Linked DNA regions of Mus musculus: regions 1 and 3 are each linked to region 2. Evidence: chromatin contacts called from ENCODE Hi-C or POLR2A ChIA-PET data. All regions are on one chromosome and are shown on one strand. Each heading gives the region's core, a stretch centred on a gene start or an enhancer-like site at or near the end of the contact. The rest is flanking DNA. Distances are from core to core; before and after follow the strand shown. Region 1 has its middle 3.7 kb from the start of Gm31733. Region 2 has its middle 120 kb from the start of Gm24319. Region 3 holds the start of Cep78 (centrosomal protein 78).

Evidence for each region. A loop is a pair of places that touch in the nucleus more often than their neighbours do. ChIA-PET counts read pairs that join two places held with the same protein, here RNA polymerase II (POLR2A).
Region 1: a loop to region 2 is called in a map of left cerebral cortex, with 2.9 times the contacts of the local background. The contact joins two enhancer-like sites. A Hi-C loop is called at or near these places in 3 of 37 maps with a recorded cell type or tissue (adrenal gland, left cerebral cortex and v-Abl transformed pro-B cells).
Region 3: a loop to region 2 is called in a map of v-Abl transformed pro-B cells, with 2.3 times the contacts of the local background. The contact joins the promoter of Cep78 here to the enhancer-like site in region 2. A Hi-C loop is called at or near these places in 1 of 37 maps with a recorded cell type or tissue (v-Abl transformed pro-B cells). POLR2A ChIA-PET finds 5 or more read pairs at or near these places in 1 of 5 experiments (Patski).

The regions. Positions count from the first base shown.
Region 1 is chr19:15,666,657-15,669,356 of GRCm38, forward strand. No RefSeq gene overlaps it. Among named protein-coding and RNA genes, the nearest start is that of Gm31733, 3.7 kb to the left of the region's middle. Within about 2 kb of position 1,368, at least 1 of the 3 ENCODE cell types and tissues checked has a DNase peak (open chromatin) inside an H3K27ac peak, as active enhancers do.
Region 2 is chr19:15,800,663-15,803,362 of GRCm38, forward strand. No RefSeq gene overlaps it. Among named protein-coding and RNA genes, the nearest start is that of Gm24319, 120 kb to the left of the region's middle. Within about 2 kb of position 1,314, at least 1 of the 3 ENCODE cell types and tissues checked has a DNase peak (open chromatin) inside an H3K27ac peak, as active enhancers do.
Region 3 is chr19:15,983,589-15,986,303 of GRCm38, forward strand. It overlaps Cep78 (centrosomal protein 78), which reads right to left and starts at 1,401. Exons shown (of 15, transcript NM_198019.2): 1 at 1,025-1,401. The coding sequence starts at 1,292. C130060C02Rik (RIKEN cDNA C130060C02 gene) reads left to right here and starts at 1,487. Exons shown (of 3, transcript NR_045355.1): 1 at 1,487-1,704.

The DNA of each region.
Region 1 (2,700 bases), core at 118-2,617, 130 kb before region 2:
CACTACTGCATCAAAGCTGTGCATGAGAACACCTTGGCTGTCAACTTAGTGGCAGAAAGGACCAGCCAAGAGTGCTCTGTAATTTTCTGACAATTGTGTCTCTGTTAAAAATAAAATATGATGTATAGTGTGACATTTGCCCCCTTTACACTGACCCAGCCCATGCGACTCTCAGTGTGCTTGCACATGCATGCAAGTCTTTTGTATGTAGCAGCAACTGCCGTGTGTTTCTATAACAACCTCCATTAGAGCCCTTCCTTCTTAACCCTGTTGTTAGGCTACTGGAGGTCTCCCCAGGAAGGACCTAGCTGGGGTGGATTTAGCAAGAATTCTCATGGGTTGGTTTGACTAAGAATCCCCCCTGAGGTGGCATCTTCTCTTTACTGCCCACTCTGCGGGCCATCCCAGGCTGCCTGATAAATTTGTAACTAAGAGCTGTCACCCTCCCCGCTGAGGTTGCCCAGAGAAACTGGGTCTCCTCTTTAACAAGTGTCACCTATTCCTGTCCCTGAGGTTGCACCACTGACTTGGACTATGCTGAAGGTGACAAGGACAGCTAACTCCCTGGTCGTGGAGGGCTTTGCCAAGCCTCACTTTTCTTTCACGGACGCCTAAAACACTCTTTGATTCTCATCCCAGCTGGTCATTTAAAATAAACAAAGAAAAGGAAAAGGTTTGAAAGACACAACACAAATAAAATGTTCCTAACTGGACAATCAGTATGCATGATAAAGAACAGCCCTGCATTGATGGCCAGGGAGGAGGAAGGAAGGGATGGGGAAGGAAGCAGAGGAGGAAGAAGGGTTAGCCAAGTTAATGGTATACACTAAATGTTATAGCTTTATAAACTTACAGACGTGCAAAAAAGATCTCCATGTATACAATGCTTTAAAAAGAAATGAATTCAACTCCAACTGGCTTTGTGGCTGCCTTAGGAAAGAAAGAAAGAAAGAAAGAAAGGAGGGAGGGAGGGAGGGAGGGAGGGAGGGAGGGAGGAAGGAAGGAAGGAAGGAAAGAGAGAGAGAGGCAAATAAATGATGTTACCAGCGCTCCTTGCAATGTTTTAAAATGAATAAATAAAAGCTTCCCTGCCAACTTTTTTTTTATTATTATGTCTGTCTCTGACTTTTTAAATGCTTTCCCTAAAAATGTTTTCATGCTTCCTTCTCCCTGGACGTTTTACAGTCTGCCTTCCTAAATTTCACTGGAGACCTGCAAATCAAGCTGTGTCTTGCTGGTTTGATAGCTGCTTTTACGCAGCCCAGCGGAAAGCAGCGCCTTAGCATCATTCTTGCTGCGAAGAGAGTTTATTAGTCAGGCCTCCCCTGCTTGGCTGGCAGGAAGACGTGCTAGGAAGGCCAGAGCCATCTTGGCCGGGCCCAGGGAAGGCAGGCAGGTGTCTGGATCAGGCCCCTCTGCAGTGACCTTCTGTCTCATAGCAACAACACAGGAAATCACCTCCTTCCCCAGACACCATTTCACATCCATGCTTGCTTCCTGCCCTGATTGGGAGGAGAAAAGGGAAAGTGAGCAGAGACAGGAGATGAAAAATTCTTGTTTTGCAATCCTATTAATTAGTCCTGGAGGATTTTTTTTCAGCTGCTTCTGCTGGCAGGAAGGCCTGGGAAAAGGAGTCCTCGGGCTTGCCGCACTGGCCACTGGAGCCAGCTCCCTACTTGAAATTCAAATGAGAACCGCTCTGACCTTTCCTGTCATATATTTTATTTCAGAGACAGTTTACAAGGCCTCTCCACCATGCAGGTCATGTTTTAGTTTAAACAGAAATCCTCTCGTAGGTGTTGGATGCGAGTTAATGATTACACCGAAATCACTCTAATTAGGCTCTGTTGTTACACGCTGCCCTTTGGGGGTTGCTGCTGTTGTCACATACAGTATTTTGTAGAAAAATAATTGGCCTGAGCTTTCTTCCTCCCTTTCTCACACCTCTCTCTCTCTCTCTCTCTCTCTCTCTCTCTCTCTCTCTCTCTCTCTCTCTCTCTCTCTTCTGTTCTTTGATCTTTCAGCACTTGATGAGGAAGATCTTTTACCTCTCTGGTCCTTATGAACTTTTAAGAGGGCATCAGGCTGACAGCCAGAGCCAGGAGATGGAAGGGAGGCAGGGCCTTACCAAGCAGGCCTGCTTGCCTCTTGGGGTCAGAGAGAGGAGAACAGGCAGGGCTCCTGCCAAGGGACTCCCTCAAGCATCTTTTGTTCTCTGGGCATGCACAGAGGCTGAGATGTTGGAGTGGCTGGGCTGGATGAGGTTTATTTATTGCTTTATTTATTATTTACCTGCCATTATGCATCTGCCCCACTCACATGGTCTTCTCTAGGAGACTGACATCTCTGTGAAGATGAGGTGGATATGGACTTGAAGCCAAGAGAACCAGAGCTTTGCCAGAACAGCTGCAAGTCAGGGTGGTGGAGGGCCTTAGATGAAGACTTTAAACGGGGGGGGGGGGGGGGGGCGGTAAAGGAAATAACAAATTAAGGCTTCTAGCAAACTGAAAAGGGTGCTGGCCACCCACGCCTGTAACCCAGGACTTGCGTAGTCTGTGAGGCTGGGTTACTCTTCCTAAAGTTACTTCCGGTCATAGAAGGAGTAGAGGGAAAGAAAACGTTCCTAAGCCAGCCTCTCATGATCATTTCCTATCTAGAGTCATCAGAGACTTAAGAAGGAAACCGTGAAAATCTTAAAGC
Region 2 (2,700 bases), core at 64-2,563:
ATGTCCCCTGAGGAAAACCAGGTACAAGTCTAGAAGACGAAGGACAGACATTGATCAGCCAAACACAGCAGATCTGTCCAAAATCGAAGTGGGTGTGGCTATGGAAAAGGAGCGTGTGGTTTCAAAGGTTTTCAGGGGCGGGGCTGGGGGGGGAGGGGTGATGTGGGCCAGCTGAGGGGGGGGGGAAGAAAATTGTGCAGGCTCCTTCTCAATCTCCTAAGGTTGTGTTTTTAGCCGTACACATTTGCCAGATTGCTTGAAAAAAGGCAACAGCTGTGGGAACTGACAGTTTACAGTTGGGATAAATCGCATTAGTGAAGTATTTCAATTAGAGTGATATCGAACTAAAAAACCAAAGTCATCCCTGAACAAATAAATTAGCACTTCAGTTCGTGAAGTGGAAGATTTCAACAGCGCCTACCTGCCCATTGTTGTGCTGATAGTTCCTGATACTGCCCTTGTAGGGATGGCGCATATGTCCTGCTAGAGAAGGACAATTAGTCAGGATCAGTCTATAACTAGGTATTTGTTTCATTCCTGACCAACAGCCAAATTTGGTCTCAGATCAGCCTGAAATGTCCCTAATGGTGCATCAGAGAGCCTTCCTGCGGGGTCCTGGTACAGCCCACCAGCAGGTCAGCCAGACGACACAGGGCTGGACTCTCTTTCCCAAGCTAATTCATCTACACCGGTAGCACTTTAAAAATCAACTCAGAGACCGGTCTTGCAGCAGATGCTTTTTCCGCCTGCAGAAGATGAATGTGAAGAACCACAGCTCCCTTGTTCTCTCAGGGTCGGGGCCAGCTCAGCCCACAGACTGCAGGCAGCCAGGGGCTCTACAAAAGCCTTCTGTTCGCCTGGCCTCCTTTTCCTTCCCACCCATTCTCCTCCTCCAACATCACACCCGGTTCTCCCAACTCCCCACCCCAGCCTGAGTCGCAGCAGAAATTTTTCCTCTGCTAGCTAGTGATTCCGGCTAATTAGGTGGCTGCTTTCATTTACTTCAGCAGTTGGAAGAGGGGCTAAAATAGCATTGCCCCTATTCGTGTTGGAAAAATAAATCATGCCCATTGTTACTCAAGATCTTCCTCTCCCCCTCCTTCTCCCGCTCCTTCTCCCCCCCTCCCCCCCCCCCCCGCCCCCCAATCAAGCAAATTAGCAGCTTGGTTCGTTTTCCTGGCATTCACTCCAGGGCAGCCAGCAGCACCCCGGAATGTGGCTTGAAGGTGTGTGGTCAGTACAATTGTTTGGAGCTGTTTGTGCCAACAATGGGAGGAAATGCCTGTCTTCCAGAGGACACCGAGTGGCACTTGTCTTCCTTAGCTTAAGGAGGTCTTACCAGCTGCTGCCAAGCCTGGCTTCTCAGGAAGAGATACACCGCCATCTATTGGTCACGGAGGTTAACGGCAATGCCTTTCTCTCCCATATTTGCTCGAGGCCACTAAAGGACAGACAACAAAGCTTCTAGTAAGTTCTAAAAATAAGCTGATTCTTTGTACCTCGGAGTAAGACGGCGTTTTCCTCTAAGGTTGCAACTCTAAGTGCAGTGCAGCGCGTGACTAATACTTCCGCTGTGGGGCGCTTTCCGTGATGCTGGTTTCCAGGTCTCAGGATGGTTGGCTGGCATTGTCTGAAAGAGCTTGAGGCTCACCACTTCTCCATCCGACCTCAACTATCTTGGGTATCAGCACTTCTGGGTAATGGTTCTTACGCTGTAAACCTTCATATCATCCTTCTCCCACCCAAAACAAGCCCAGTTTCTAAGACTGCAAGATGGGGAGGGGCATTCAAAAGCTTCCTGCATTCAGAGACACTTGTCTGTGCACTGAGGATCAAATGCCAAGTCTTTTTGCATCCTGGATCCTGAAACAAGCAACTCCCCTATTCCTGACAACAAATGCTTCGGCTGCCTTTTATTTCATTCTGTTCTACATACATGAAGGACATGATTGCCTCCCTGGTTTCCAGTTTTAAAAAAATCCTGATTTGATTAGCGTTTGTGTAGAGATGGACGATCATATACAACCAGTCCATCGCAATATGTTGGGTTTGGTTTGTGACTCTCAATCAGGGTGACTGGCATGACATCCAAGAGTCTTTGTTATCATATTGGAACATTTTGGATTGACACAACTTGACAAGGTGTTGAGCGTTCTACAGCATTCAGGAGAGACCCACCACTAACACACACAGCAGAGAGTTATCCAGCCCAAACTGTCAATAGCACAGATGCACTAGGAGTCTGGTTTAGAAAAGGGGGAGGGGGAGGGAGGGGGAGGGAGAGGGAGAGGGAGAGGGAGAGGGAGAGGGAGAGGGAGAGGGAGAGAGAGAGAGAGAGAGAGAGAGAGAGAGAGAGAGAGAGAGAGAGATCGCCCTCTGGTAATGGGGTTATGATAACATTGATTGTTCTCAAATGAGCCACACCGCAGAGACAGAGGATAATTCTCCTTCTCCCAAGTCAGTATTTACTGCCTTTTTTTCTTCTTTAGCTCTTCCATTTTAAACATAATTTAGCTGTCTTTTTCCCCCCTTCTGCTGCTGGGAAGAGAAAGGGTTGGAGGGGGAGGGGAAGGCAAAAAGAAAAGGAGGATTAGAGGCTTGACCTGTTTCTCGGGAAGAGATGCCACATCCCTCTCTCAGATGTGCTTCGTGACCAGGCAGGGTACAATTAAAAGCACAATAATTTGCTTGTTATTCAAG
Region 3 (2,715 bases), core at 151-2,650, 180 kb after region 2:
ACGCCAATACTAAGATACACAAACACACAAATATGCAAATCAGTAAGGAACATATATATTGGATGGTAATTTTTTTTTTTTGGCTTCTGGGCGGGTGTTCATGAATGACCATAGAAGCACCACAAAGACTTGGCTGGGAGTTACAAAAATTCAAATGAAAGGAACTTGTAAATACGTTATCTGCAAATAACCAGAGTCAACTGTTTTACAACGGGTTCGTCAAAAATAATAGTTCCAGTCGGGCAGTGGTGGCGCACGCCTTCAATCCCAGCACTCGAGAGGCAGAGGCAGGCCAGACTCTGAGTTCAAGGCCAGCCTGGTCTACAGAGTGAGTTCCAAGATAGCCAGGGCTACACAGAGAAACCCTGTCTCTCAAATAAATAAATAAATAAATAAATAAATAAATAAATAAATAAATAAATAAATAAATAAAAGAAACAAATAATAATAGTCCCTTGGGCTGGAGAGATGGCTCAATGGTTGGACATACTTGCTGCTCTTGCAAAGGATGCGAGTTCGGTTCCCAGCATCCATATGGTGGTTCACATATGGACTCCGACCTCTTACCCCCTTTTCTGTACTCCGCAGGCACTGCACACACATAGTGCACATACACACGCGAAGGCAAAACCCTCAAATATTTTTCTAAAAATCAAAAAAGACGTCCCTGATTATTTTTTTGTTATACATTTTTTTCTTTCCATCTTTAACCTTCTCCTTTTCTGTATTAAACTTGCAATTACGAATGAAGGGAGATTGTACATTTAAACCCCTAAAAGAAGAGAGGGCAGGGACCATTTGCTAAATTATCACGCATATTCCCCTCGGGGTGCAGAGTTGGTCATCCTCGCTGTAATAAGGGGCAGTGTCGAGTTCTACTCCCTAGCTTGACTACTCCAGACAACGGACCGAGGCGGCAACCTGCAAGGGAGGCGGCGGCAAAAACTCCTTTGTGGCTAGGTGGAGGCCGCTTCGCAGGCTGATCCTGCACCGGGCTCCCACTTCTCCGACCAAACCCTCGCACCTCCGGACCGCAGAACTGTTTCCCCGAGCCACGGCTGGAAGGAGCTCTTGATGGCCACCAGCGGCAGGTCGCGGTTCACCCTGAGCGTGCTGAGCAGCGGTGCCCAGTCCACCGCGCGCAGCCGGTCGGCATTGAAGTCCAGCACGCCGTCCCGCAGGCAGGCGCGCACGGCGGGCAGCGGCACGGAGTCCTGCAGCGCGCACAGGTACTCGTAGTGCGAGAAGAAGTCGGCCGCGCAGTCGCGCCGGAGCTTCACCGAGTCGATCATGACCGGCAACCCCGGGGACCTCCACCAGCCGCCCCGCGCCGCCTCCCGCCACGCCTCGGGCGGTTAGCGCCCGCTCTGGGAGCCGCCGCCGCCGTTCTAGTCACCGGCGAGCTCCCGCGGGCGACGTGCGCATGCGTCGGCGCGCTCGCTGTGCGTCAGAGCGCGGGCCACGCCCACCCGGGCTCGCTACGTCCAACGCGCCATCAGCTGGAGGCGAGTAGATGCTCTGCAGTGAGCGCGCCTCTGGGTACCAAAAGTGAGGTGCAATGGAGTGACGACCTGAGAACCGGGCTTGACCTGAGAACTGAGAAGCGGGTTTAGCCTCGAGAAGACTGTTAGAAGCGCTCAACTGTTTATGCTTCCTCACCGAGAGAAGTCACAAGAAGAATTTCCCAACACGTATGCAAACCAGGTGGCTTCCTTCCTCTCTTCTTTGGGTTAGGCAAAGCTAGAGTTTAGCTTAGTATCCTCCATTGATGGTGGATATTTCTCTCCCTCTCTATCTCTCTATGTGTTGTTTGAGACAACGTTTCTCTGTATAACAGTCCTGGCTGTCCTGGAACTCACTTTGTAGACTAGGTTGGCCTCGAACTCTTACTAGTTTTCAATGTTAGTACTCTAAATAAACTCGAAGACGACTCCTGTATCACAGAGAGACCATAATTTCATTACGGTTTTATTATTAATGATTTTAACAGAGTTAGTAACATTGAGCATAATAGCTATGGAAAGTGAACTTGGGATTCACTCAGCAGTGGTTAAGTTGAGCTATTTTATTCCCTATGTCATGTTATTTAGTTATGCATTAAAATGAATTACTTTGAGCAGAAACAAAGTGAACTCTGGGTAATAAATACATCAGTCTGTTTTATTCTTTTTAAGGATTTATTTATGGGTACGTGCCTGTATGCTATCTGTGTGCAAGTGTCCAGAGTGACCAGAAGAAGGCATCAGATCCTCTGGAACTGGTGTTACAGGTGGTAGTGAGCCAGTCAGTGTAGGTGCTGGGAACCAGACTCAGAGCCTCTGAAAGAAGAGCTGTCTCTAGCCACCATTTCAGTTACATTTGTAAAAGATTTGCTTATATTTTTATTCAGTGTGTGTGTGTGTGTGTGTGAGTGACACGTGTACACAGTGCTTAGGGATATCAGAAAGGGGCGTCAGATGCCTTGGACCTGAAGTTATAGGCATTTGAGACATTTGTGACCCACCCACCATAGGTGCTGGGAATGGAACCCAGTCCTCTGGAAGGGCAGTTAAGTGCACCTAAGTGCTAAGCCATTTCTCTGAAATACTTTAAAGCACATTTATAAATTCCTGAGGTATGAGTTTGATTTTCTGTTTATAAGGCATACTATATTCAAGAGACATTATGAATGACAGGCTAAATGTCCACAGTTAAGTCTTTTGTGTCCTCATTCAC